Regions from separate parts of the Homo sapiens genome. Here region 1 is linked to region 2. A link is an interaction called in ENCODE POLR2A ChIA-PET data of the cell type or tissue named here. Cell type or tissue: CD4-positive, alpha-beta T cell. All regions are shown on one strand. Each heading gives the region's core, and the rest is flanking DNA. Links, peaks and the distances in the headings are about the cores only.

What was found. Peaks named below come from ENCODE experiments on the same cell type or tissue, not always from the same donor. Only the 100,000 strongest peaks of a DNase experiment are listed, where the experiment ranks them.
Region 1: POLR2A ChIA-PET joins it to region 2 with 7 read pairs; 9 of 35 experiments call an interaction of 5 or more read pairs at or near these places.

Annotation. Positions count from the first base shown.
Region 1 is chr21:35,187,686-35,193,071 of GRCh38, forward strand. No RefSeq gene overlaps it. Among named protein-coding and RNA genes, the nearest start is that of RUNX1, 140 kb to the left of the region's middle. In CD4-positive, alpha-beta T cell, for the core only: no CTCF peak of the experiment used is centred there; no DNase peak of the experiment used is centred there.
Region 2 is chr21:35,035,026-35,040,411 of GRCh38, forward strand. All of the region lies in intron 2 of RUNX1 (RUNX family transcription factor 1), which reads right to left. RUNX1-IT1 (RUNX1 intronic transcript 1) reads right to left here and starts at 4,401. Exons shown (of 1, transcript NR_026812.1): 1 at 2,900-4,401. In CD4-positive, alpha-beta T cell, for the core only: no CTCF peak of the experiment used is centred there; DNase peaks (open chromatin) are centred at 736, 2,586 and 3,066; H3K4me3 peaks cover 1,312 bases; H3K27ac peaks cover 2,769 bases.

The DNA.
Region 1 (5,386 bases), core at 318-5,317, 150 kb after region 2:
AGAGGATGCCTTGAGTTTTTGACGTCGTGTTGTTGGAAGTCGGATCAGGAAGGGTGAAGATCCACATTACTAAGCCAGCGTGTCTATAGAACTGTGTACCAGGCACAGTGCTAAGCTTTACACATATTAATAGTTAATACAACCACTTCAGAAAGGAGGTAACAGTTTTACCCCCACTTTTCAGATGGGAAAGCCAAGGCAGAGAAAGCTAGAGGACTCATTTGAGTTTCCCCAGTGAGTAAATGATAGGTGGAAGACTGGGACCCCGGTAGATCGGCTTGAGTCCACGACCATGGCCACTATGCTGCACTGTGCTTCCATGGCCAGAAAATGGCTAGGCCTATGGAGGAAAATAACCACTGTGTGAAGAACAATATTTAATTTCTGAATGAAGTACATTAAATTAAAAGATTGATGTTATTCAAGGCAACTAGGGGATACTGGGTTCTAATTCTGCTTTTACCAATCAGCTAATTGGTCACTATGGCCAATTAGTCAAATGGAGTGTTGCGTTTGTCAGTTTTCATGTAAAAGAGAAGTGTTAGTATTTAACATAATCTTTTGTGTTAGTATGTTAAATGTTTTTAAATCATTTTGAGACCCCCTTTTCCAAGGAGTCAGTCATATGCATGCAGCCTGCCACACTCTGAGTACCAAGGCCCATGGCCTCAGGGAAAACTCTAAGCCCGGGTATTTAGTTTCATTCATTCATTCTTCAGGAGAGCAATATCTTCTCATCTGCATAATCAAAGGGTCAGACTGCATATCTCTAAGGTGTCTTCCAGTAATTATATTTTTTTTGTTTGATGACTACAAAAGGATTTACTCATTGAGGGAAGTCTTTACTTGCTGAAAAATGTCTTTACTCACTAACGAAACTTTGATTAAATAAAGCTCTAAAGATATCTATTGACTGTAGCTCTTTGCAGCATAAAGTATTTTTTCATTGACTACAAGATAAAATGTCCTTAATATTAGATCAGCATTAATAACAATCTAGCATAATAATAACCATGTAACCCTACTTTGCAAAAGACTCAGCCCTTTAGAAGGGAAAATGAATAAACTTAACTCATTCTTCTTCGAGGGCCGAGATAAAAATCTCAAGCTATCCTAGCATTAGGAGATATACCTAATGTAAATGATGAGTTAATGGGTGCAGCACACCAACATGGCACGTGTATACATACGTAACAAACCTGCACGTTGTGCACATGTACCCTAGAACTTAAAGTATAATAAAAAAAGAAAAAAAAAGAGAAAAAAAGAAATATTTTTAAAACTGTAAACTGTTAAAAAAAAAAAGAAGATGTGAACTATAAAACACACACACACACACACACACACACACAAACAAAAAAAAATCTCAAGTTATCCTTTAGATAGTCCAATCTGCTTTAAACTTTGGCCCGAGTTATTTTCACGAACATCCTCTGTTTCCAATGGAGTAGATACCATATAAGACAGAACACTACAAATCACTTTGTGTAAACTCACCAAAGAAAGGGTGGGGGGGGGGAGAAAAATCAGCACAGAGTCTGCTCTTAATTAAAACCAGCTGATGATGTACAGCGATTTGTCTGGAGCACCCTGGCTGCGCTGGTTCCCTGACAGCTGAACATTCTTTCCTGCCTGTACTGTTTGAACTATGTCCAATGGTGAAATCGTTAAACCTTTGATAACTGTAGTTTAAATGCGAGAAGGGAGCGGGGGAGCTTTCTGTTTTAAGCAAGAAAGAGAGATGAGTGTTGTATTACACAAATTAACAGTTAAAAAGTTAGTACTTATTAGATCATTTTCACTGGCTTTTGGTAGAATGCCTCTGGACATTTTCAGATTACCTATTGACACTTTTTCACGGCACAAATGTCAAAAATCTCACTTCCTCTCTTCTTCCCTAGGGGATTCTTGCTGTAGTTAGAAGGGAAATAGTATGAACCACCTGGTCTTACTCAAAGAAGCCTTGGGGATAGGTTAATTTCACAGTTGAAAGCTCCATGTGGGGGATACATTTACATATTTACTAATACAGAAAGGGCTACCAAAAGAAAAAAATCATGTGACTTCAGGAGAACTGCTCACAAACACACAAAACACTCTGTTTCATCCTTGAGTTTGACAGATGCTTGATAGGGAACAAAGAATAACCAAGCTGTTCATCTCCAAATACCAAAGTAACTTTAAAATGAATTGCTGTTCACAGTTTCTGGAAGACAAATCGGCATTACGAGGATGTAAATAATAACCTGTCTGTGTGTTCATACACACCCTAAACGTTTAAAAGATATTTTTAGGTATAAAATATTTCAAAAACACAATACCCTTTCTAAAACAGCCATCATGATATATCTGTATTATAGGAAAGTGCAGATATATACAGATAGTACGTAGTTATATTCATAGAAACATAGATGACAGATGGGTAGATAGGTAGATAGATTAATACTTAGTGTTTCAAATTATACTTGGAGCAATTTTTTTTTTTTTGAGACAGAGTCTCATTCCATCACCCAGGCTGAAGTGCAGTGGCACGATCTCAGCTCGTTGCAACTCGTGCCTCAGCCTCCCAAGTAGCTGTAATTATAGGTGCGAGTCACAGCACACTGCCCAAATTTCCTTTTTAAACTTTGGTTTCAGCATAGCCCTGTCTACTACTTGGAGGTGATTTTGGTGTTTGGATATGTTAATACATTTTTGCCAACCATGGTAGCCATGGGGTCTGGCACAATGCTGTAACCCCATTCTTTCAATAGAACGAATGCCCCTTAGGCTGTAAGTGTGGCCCCTGTTTCCTTTGAAGGGCTTTTAGAAATAGACAGAGTGTCTTTTCCCTGGGACTCTGGACTCCTGGGGCAAAGCTTTTTAAGACAGGTGTGAAAATTATCCTGGTTGATTCAGAAATGAGTCATTGTCTCCTGGCTGCTGCTACTGATCTCAAGCTAGCAAAGGTCAAATGAAGTTCTGGTTCACATAAAGACATTCTATGCTGAGTTTTAAGCATCACTGGGGAGTCTTCCAATTCATTTGATTTGGGAGAGCTCAACAACATTGCTGATGTAGTTATCTTTGTCCAGTTAAACTTTTGCCAGACAACCATGGGACTTCTGGCCCACAGGAAGGTAAGGGAAGATAGAAATTAGATTAAAAGACACCCAAGTCCAAACACAATTTCACCAGACAGGTAAATATCTTAATGCCAATTAGTTTTGACAAATATGAGACATATTTGGCTTTGTTCTATCTAGGGGTACTTTTTCATTTAATCAATCTCTCAATTAAAATTCTTTAGCATTGCTTATTTAGAGTCAAATAAATAAATATATCTGTCTGGGTATAATTCATTTAAATTAGAGCACAATGTTTGCTCTATTTGCCTTACATATTGTCATTCAGGAAACATAAGTACTCATGAAATTTTGATTTCTATTAGTTAAACTGTATAAGCATGAAGGAGTTAGTAGGGTGGTAAGCCATGTGGGTTGTCTACACTCAACGCTTTTCTACCTCCACACATCTCCTTGCTCAGAAAGCTCCCCTCCACCAGCGTCCCAAAATATCAGAGAGTAGATGTATCAGCCCCCATGCAGCTGGGCTATGAGTATTGGCTGTGGACTGGGACCTGAAGGCAGGCATCTCGAGCACTTTGGAAAAGGTTTTCTTCTCTAATTACAAAGCCCTGCCTGGAAGGACGTGTCTCCCTTCTCCGGCCAGCTGTTGCTGTGCCTACAAGTGACCTCCGTAACAATTAATTCTATCTTGTGACCTGAGGATTCTGTGCAGAACAAGAGACACAGCACAGATTTTTGATGACATCAACAAGCCATCAAATTGACCCTCTACTCACTTACCTCTGAGCTTCAATTTCTTCATCCTTAAAATGGAAAGAATAAAAGCATTTGCTTTAGGTTTTTTGATTTTTGGGGGATGTGAGAATTAAATAAAATAATGCAAATAAATCCACTTGATATTATGCCAAGGACATAAGACATGCTTGTTTTTAGCTTCTATCATTATTTTTATTACCACTTACAACTACATGATACTATGTTTTCAGAGAAATTGAAATAGTTCCTAAAAGCCTTCATATGTTCAACAAAGATCATAATGTAAGCAGGAGTAAAATATCTGTCAGTCAGTACATTTCTTACATAATCAATGCTTTTCCAGAATAATGTTTTTAAAAAACATTTTGAGGAGTAATTCTGAGAGAGACACCTGGATAGCTTATGAAACTGTTTAGTTCTCTCACATAGGATCTGCCAAATTGCTGACTTCTGCAAAAAACATTAAGAATTTAAAATTATGAATATGGAATAATAGTTTTTAAATGATAGACAAATATTTCCATATTTTATCAGCTCCTGGATTATACTGCAGTTTCACACCTGCACTATTTTAATAGGCTACCTTGTGGCCCAATGGTTTTAATATGTATTCAACCCTAAATAATCACTCATTAATCTTATATGACAACCAGATAGTAATATTTATTAATGTGCTATTGTCAATAGCAGACTTTATGCTACTTATAGTATCTGCATTTTTCCCCATAGTAAAGTTTCCTACACCCTAAACAGCTCATCTCAAAACAATGACAACCAGATATTCTTAACTTCATGAAAAATTTTATGAAATACATGTTTGTACCAAAAAGCAGTTTTAAATCCTCTCTTGAAAATAATTGGCAGAAAATTACTTAATGGAATATCATAATTTATTTTATAAATATAAATAAATGTGAGCTTGCCTAGATCACTTTGGCTTAAATACAAATATATCCATTGTTTTTAAAAAGTGTCTGTTGTAATTATTAAACCTGCTAAGGAGAGGGCAAGATACCTGTAGACTGTTAACACATCTGATGATGAAGCCAATGATAAGGATTTTAGGGGTAAAATACGACTTCAGTTTGGTTGAGTGGTTTGTTTTCTCTTTGAGCATTATACCTCCTCCCTGAAGCCCCTTCAGATCATTTTTCTAGGTCTTAGGCACCTGAGGTGGGATTAAGTACTCTCTTCACTTCCCATACAGGCTTCCAAATCATTATCCTCTATGCCCTCTAAATATCATTGCTCCACTGAGGTTAATTCTCTACATATCATCTTTTCCACTTGTTTCAATTGTCTGCTGTCTTCCAAGCCAATCCTATACATTTATCAAAAAATCTAGCCTCTGAGACAAAGTTTTCTCTCCACCCAAATTCCACTGATCCACCATAATCTCCAGTGACTTTGGAGTTCAGATGGATGACCCCTCTAATGTCTTCCTTTGTCCATCTTAACTTCCACATCTCCAGTGGCCTTCATCTCTGCTCCATTTCAGGTACTTCCTCTTAAGGTTAAATCCTGGAATTTTTCCATCCTTGAATTCTCAAATACAAATGTTC
Region 2 (5,386 bases), core at 57-5,056:
ACTGGGATAACCCACTTGGGGTTCACTTGTTAGATTTGGTTTGGGTAGTGTGTAAGGAAGAAAATGGGAAAGTCCAGTCAAATAGTGTCCAATTTAAAATCAAATCAGGGTGGAAAGGAAAAGTCCATGATGATAGCGACCATGTATCGGGCAGCATATTCTATGTATTTCTGATTCAGTGCTCGCAACAGCTGCATGGGTAATCATCATCGTCACACTGTACAGATGAGGAAAAGGGAGAAACAGAAAGGGTGAGTAGCCTGTTCAAGGTGACTCAGCGGGAAAGGACAGAGCTGGCATTTGAACACAGGCTCTCAGACCCCACAGGCTGCACCTGTAAAACTCTCCTCCCCACACCCTGTCACATCACAGAGAGGCCAGATGGGAGTGGGAAAGCCGAAGAGAATCTGGACTCCAACCGAGTTCTGCCTCCTAGAAGCCGTGTGGCCTGGGCTGCTTTTGTAACCTGGTTTTTGCTTCATTTTATTTTTTATTTTTAGCCAGTGGGAATTAGTAGCTGTGCCTATATCGTGAGGTTTTGATTAAAAGAGACAATGGAGGCAGTGTGCCTCACACCATTGCAAGTGAATGTTATTTGTTCTCATTATTCATAAGCCACAATGAAACGGCATCATCTCATAACTTTAGTGGGTCAGCCAGAATTGTTCACGACAACAGTGCGGAGGACACGGGACAGCACTAAGGGTTCCTCCCTCTCCCTCTCGTTTGACGCGGACTCCAGATTCAGAACCCATGTGGGGCACAGGTGGGGGCTGTCCAGGCTCACTGCAGGTCTCTCTCTGCTTTCTGCTCCTTCAGGTCACGTGGTTGTGATTGAAAAGAGGAATAGAGAGATGTGATGTGGCTGTTTAAAACAACTCCAACTGCTTCCATGTAAATGATGTGTTTGATCCTAAACTGAGAGGGTTAAGGGTTGGAACTCTGGGCCTCCCCAGAGGCTGCTGTGGGTCTGGGGGCCAGGACTCCTCAGGAAGAACCCAAGTTGGGTCTGAAGGTGACAGTGGAGGCCATTATCCCTGAGGGAAGACAGAAGAGGGAGCAGGGAGCAGGTGGGCCACCGAGCCCTGGCGTGTGTGCAGAAAGTGCTAAATAAGCCGGAAGAAGCACAGCAAATCACAAGGATGCCCAGAATATAATCTCTAGTTTATAGCATGAAATTTTTACTTTCCTGTTAATTGTACATTCTGTATAAGAAAAGCAGGTTCCTTTCCTAAGGAGCTTTATGATTTTATTATATTATTATTGTTTATTGTGGAGAATAATTAGCTTGCACATCTTTTAATTTGTCCCATTAAGATGTTTGCAGAGCAGCCGTGAGAGGCTGGCCAGCCCCCTGCATTTCCATTGATCAGGGCACTCACATGGCTGGCTGTGAGCAGGCTTTGCGGGGAGAAAGTCATTTATGATTGCATCCTTCAGCATGCCGAACCCCTCCAGAAAGGGAAGGAACTTTCTGTGACTCTGAAGTAGTCTGTTGTAGAATAACCAGAGGAGAAATGCCTTTTATACAATAAAGGTGAAGGGGGAAAAGAAGGGGAAAAAAACCCCAACTTCTTGACAAAAGGAATTATCATGATGTCAGAGGACTGGTGACATGGACTTTGTGAAATGACAAATGCCTCTGCAGAAAGGCCATTCTCAAAGGCCAACCAGTAGGCGTGTGCATCTCAACTCTTGTTATGCCACTGACACTTAGTGGTATGAGGTCCTGTTTACATGAGTGACTGAGGCCACTGCTTGCTATCACAGCTGAAACAACTGCTTCTGGCTACGATTTTTATTTTAGCCTCAGGAATAAGTGGATGAGAAGTGTTTGGGGCAAGCTTCACGGAAAACCCTGGCTAGGGTCAGTCAGGGTTGGGGTGGTCCACCCCTGAAGGAGGGACTCAGGTGGCAGGCCCCTGATTGCTGGGTACATCACTCTGTGGTTTCTTCTGTACATGTGTTCCATGGCCTGGACTGGGACAGGGCAAGAGATATACCTGGGACACAAAATTCAAGGTGGTGCGCTCTCAAGCCCATGTAAATGCAAGGTCAGCCTTGTACAACAATGGGAGCAAGTGTCGCCTTAAGTTTGTCACAGGAAGTGCCTCATTTATGTCACCCTGATATCACCTTCGATGGATTCTCAGATTGATAAATGAAAACAACTGGTCGGTCAGGAAGAAGGCATAGCAGTGGTTTCTCCCCACCCCAGCATGTCACCATCGTCTTGGGAACAAGTTTGAGCACCCCTGGCTTAAAGGCGTGTTTCTTGTGGGCTGTCTGGGAACTGCCTGAACATCTCTCTCAGTTCTGATGGGAGAAACACGTGGGCAGGAGAGGTCTGGATACCAGTGGTGGGGCCATAAAGCCACCAAATGCATCCAGAGTCAGAAAAGCAGTCCAGGATGGTGGCCAGTGCCCCAGCTTGGTGCCACCCCACAGCGTCGCCTCCTGTCCATGGGGCCTTGGCAAGCCTTTCGCTCTGTAAGGCTAAACTCCCTCATGTGCCAAACAGATATTCTCAACACCGACCTGTCCCCTCCACGGGCAGACAGACAGTGGGCTCTGCTGCAGGAACTGCCTCTGTTTGGACCGCACCTCCACCTTTCCCAGCAGCCTAACCACAAGCAGGTCACGTAACCTTGGCAGGCCATGCTTCCCCTTCACTCAGTGGGATTAATAATGAGAGCACCTACTCACAGGGTTGTGCCAAAATTTTAATACAGTAAGGCAAGAAAATGCTTGGAACGGTGCAAGTGCCTTGCGCATAGCATATGCTCAATAAATGCTAGCTGTTATTACTATCGGTTTTAAAGTTCATAAACTCAGCCTTCTGCCAAAGAGCACCAAGATCACTTCTGCACTGCTACATGATGAGAGAGGCAGACATTTCTTTTTTTTTTTTTATCTTCATACATGCCCAGTTCCTGGAACAGCTTCGGGGCCACGTTCTTGAGGTTGGCGGAGATGGCTTTCCTGTCCCTAGCCTCCCTTTGGTGGCATTTTCAGAGTTACCTTGTACTTATTGACTTCCTCTGCGTGTCCATTGCTTTATACATATTGTCTCAAATCCTCTTGACAACCATACAAAGTAGGGCTCATTCCCCTTGTTTACAGATGAGAAACTTGGGGCTCCGTGAGGTTCGATAAATGGCTCAAGTTCACACAGGTGGTGGATGATGGTGACAGGGAGAAACCAATACCTCGATTCTAAAGCCCACAGGCTTCCTGCTCCCCGATCCCACCCCTGAGCTTGGGCCTATCTTCCTCCTGGCCTCCCTATCAAAGGCAACTCGTAGAAGAAGCCCCTGGTGATAAAGAAAACACGATTCCTCCTGGAGCTGAGTGGAGTTTACACTTCAACATGGACTGAAGCCTCCAGGGAAAGAAATAAAGGTCTGTAGAGAGAAGCTACGTCCTGGTGAGCAGAGACATGACAGCAGCAGTTTCTGCTACACCTAGAGAAAGCTTCCTTGAATTCAGTACATCCTGGGGAGAAGTCCCAATGGATTCCCTAAGCATGGGAATTTTGAATGCTGGCCTCTCTCTCTCTCTCTCTCTCTCTCTCTCTCTCTCTCTCTCTGTGTGTGTGTGTGTGTGTGTGTGTGTGTGTGTGAGATAGAGAGAGAGAGAGAGAGAGACCTTTATTTCTCCTGAGAGGCCACTTCTGAGCTTTGAATCAGGAGTGATGTGAGCATATATATCCCTAATGGGAATTATAGTTTGGGTTCCAATTTTTATACAAAGATCTCCCACTTCCCAGGGCTCCTTCCAGAGCTGAAGCCTGGCAGCCTTGGCCGAGGCCATCTCTGAACCCTCTGCATGGATGTGCACATTGGCTGTTGTGGTGGTTCAAATTTTGCCCTAGACCCTCATCAAAACCAACCTGGTTAATTGTAACATTGCCTAAGGAGCCAGGTGGGCAGGCACATGGTGGGTGCTTAACCAAGGTGGTGCTGGATTTTGGGGAAGAGAGAACATCCAAATGACAGCAGGGGCCGGTTACTCCTATGGCAACTGCATTTCTAACACAGCCTAAGGACGTTCTTAAGGACTCAGGGATTCATATACATTGCCCTGCCTAATGAGTTCACAAGGTGAAGGGATTTAACCTGCAAAGGATTGTGGTATCTGAGCAATGCAAAGGGGAATTGAGGAGGATTAGGAGAAGTGTCTGCTAGTTATGTGCATGCTTGAATGGAATCCACCTCATAAATTCAGTGTCTGCAAAACTGTGGGTGACAGGAGCTGAGAAGACCTGGTTTCTCGTTCGGACTCTGGCACCAACCAGCTATGGAACCCTGGGCAAGTGAACCTCTCTGGTGCCCTAAGGTAGAGAAATGTCTAAAAATCACTCCAGCCAAATATTCGGCTCTTCCTTTCTAGCAGTTTAAAAATATTTATAATTATAGATTTTAAAAAATAAAGTTATATAATTTTTAGATGCCAACTGAAACTATACAGAACTATATATATACATAACTCTATATAACTCTATGACACAGCACATAAAACTTACAAAGCATCATATAGAACAATGTCTCATAGTTCATATGTCTCAGGGTTCACTTATTTTTTAAACAGATTTATTCACATCTGTAATACAATTATTTCTTTGTTTTGAATACAACCTGGAGGGAAGCATATGGGAGACACAGCCTTTATTTAAAAAAATGAAGTAATGATATGGAATGATTGACAGTTGGATAGAATTTTCATTGTCGGCACTTCTACTTCTTTATATGACCCTGCACCTTTCACAGTGCTAATATTTGTTTAAGGTTGCTTAACGTTGTTCCTCTCCTCTAGAACTTTGGAAGTAAAAGCCATTCTCATCTTTAGAAACAGTAGATTCAATAATAATAAATAATAATAAACTAGAAGCCTGAGTTTCTGTTCCTACCTGTCAGTCAATGCCTAAATAATTTCATTTTCACCCATTCACCCATTCATTACATGAAAGGGGCTGGGATAAGAGAGAACACTCCTGAAGGGGAGGACTACTTTTTCTCCTCCTTTTAGTTCCTACCCACTCTTGCATGGGTTTTATACACATATGTGGTTTCAGATTTTATGAATTCTATACTTTCAAAGTGGGTGAATGTCAAGTTCAGCTGTGACTGTTACCGAGCTGGATGAAGCTGCCCAGATGCAGCCTGCAGATGGTGTGGAATGAGGGGCTCAGTGCACAGAGTTCAAAGTGCAAACAGAAGCTGTGTAAGAAAGTGCAGCAAACTGTGGTTGGTGTTAAAACTGCTCCTGAAAAAAATGGCACTCAAACCAATGTATCTTAGTTGACCTAAACTCTCTTTTGCACATTCTGGGGCAGTAATAAGAAACAAACATTGATAGCTATACATATTATAAAATTTTGCACAGT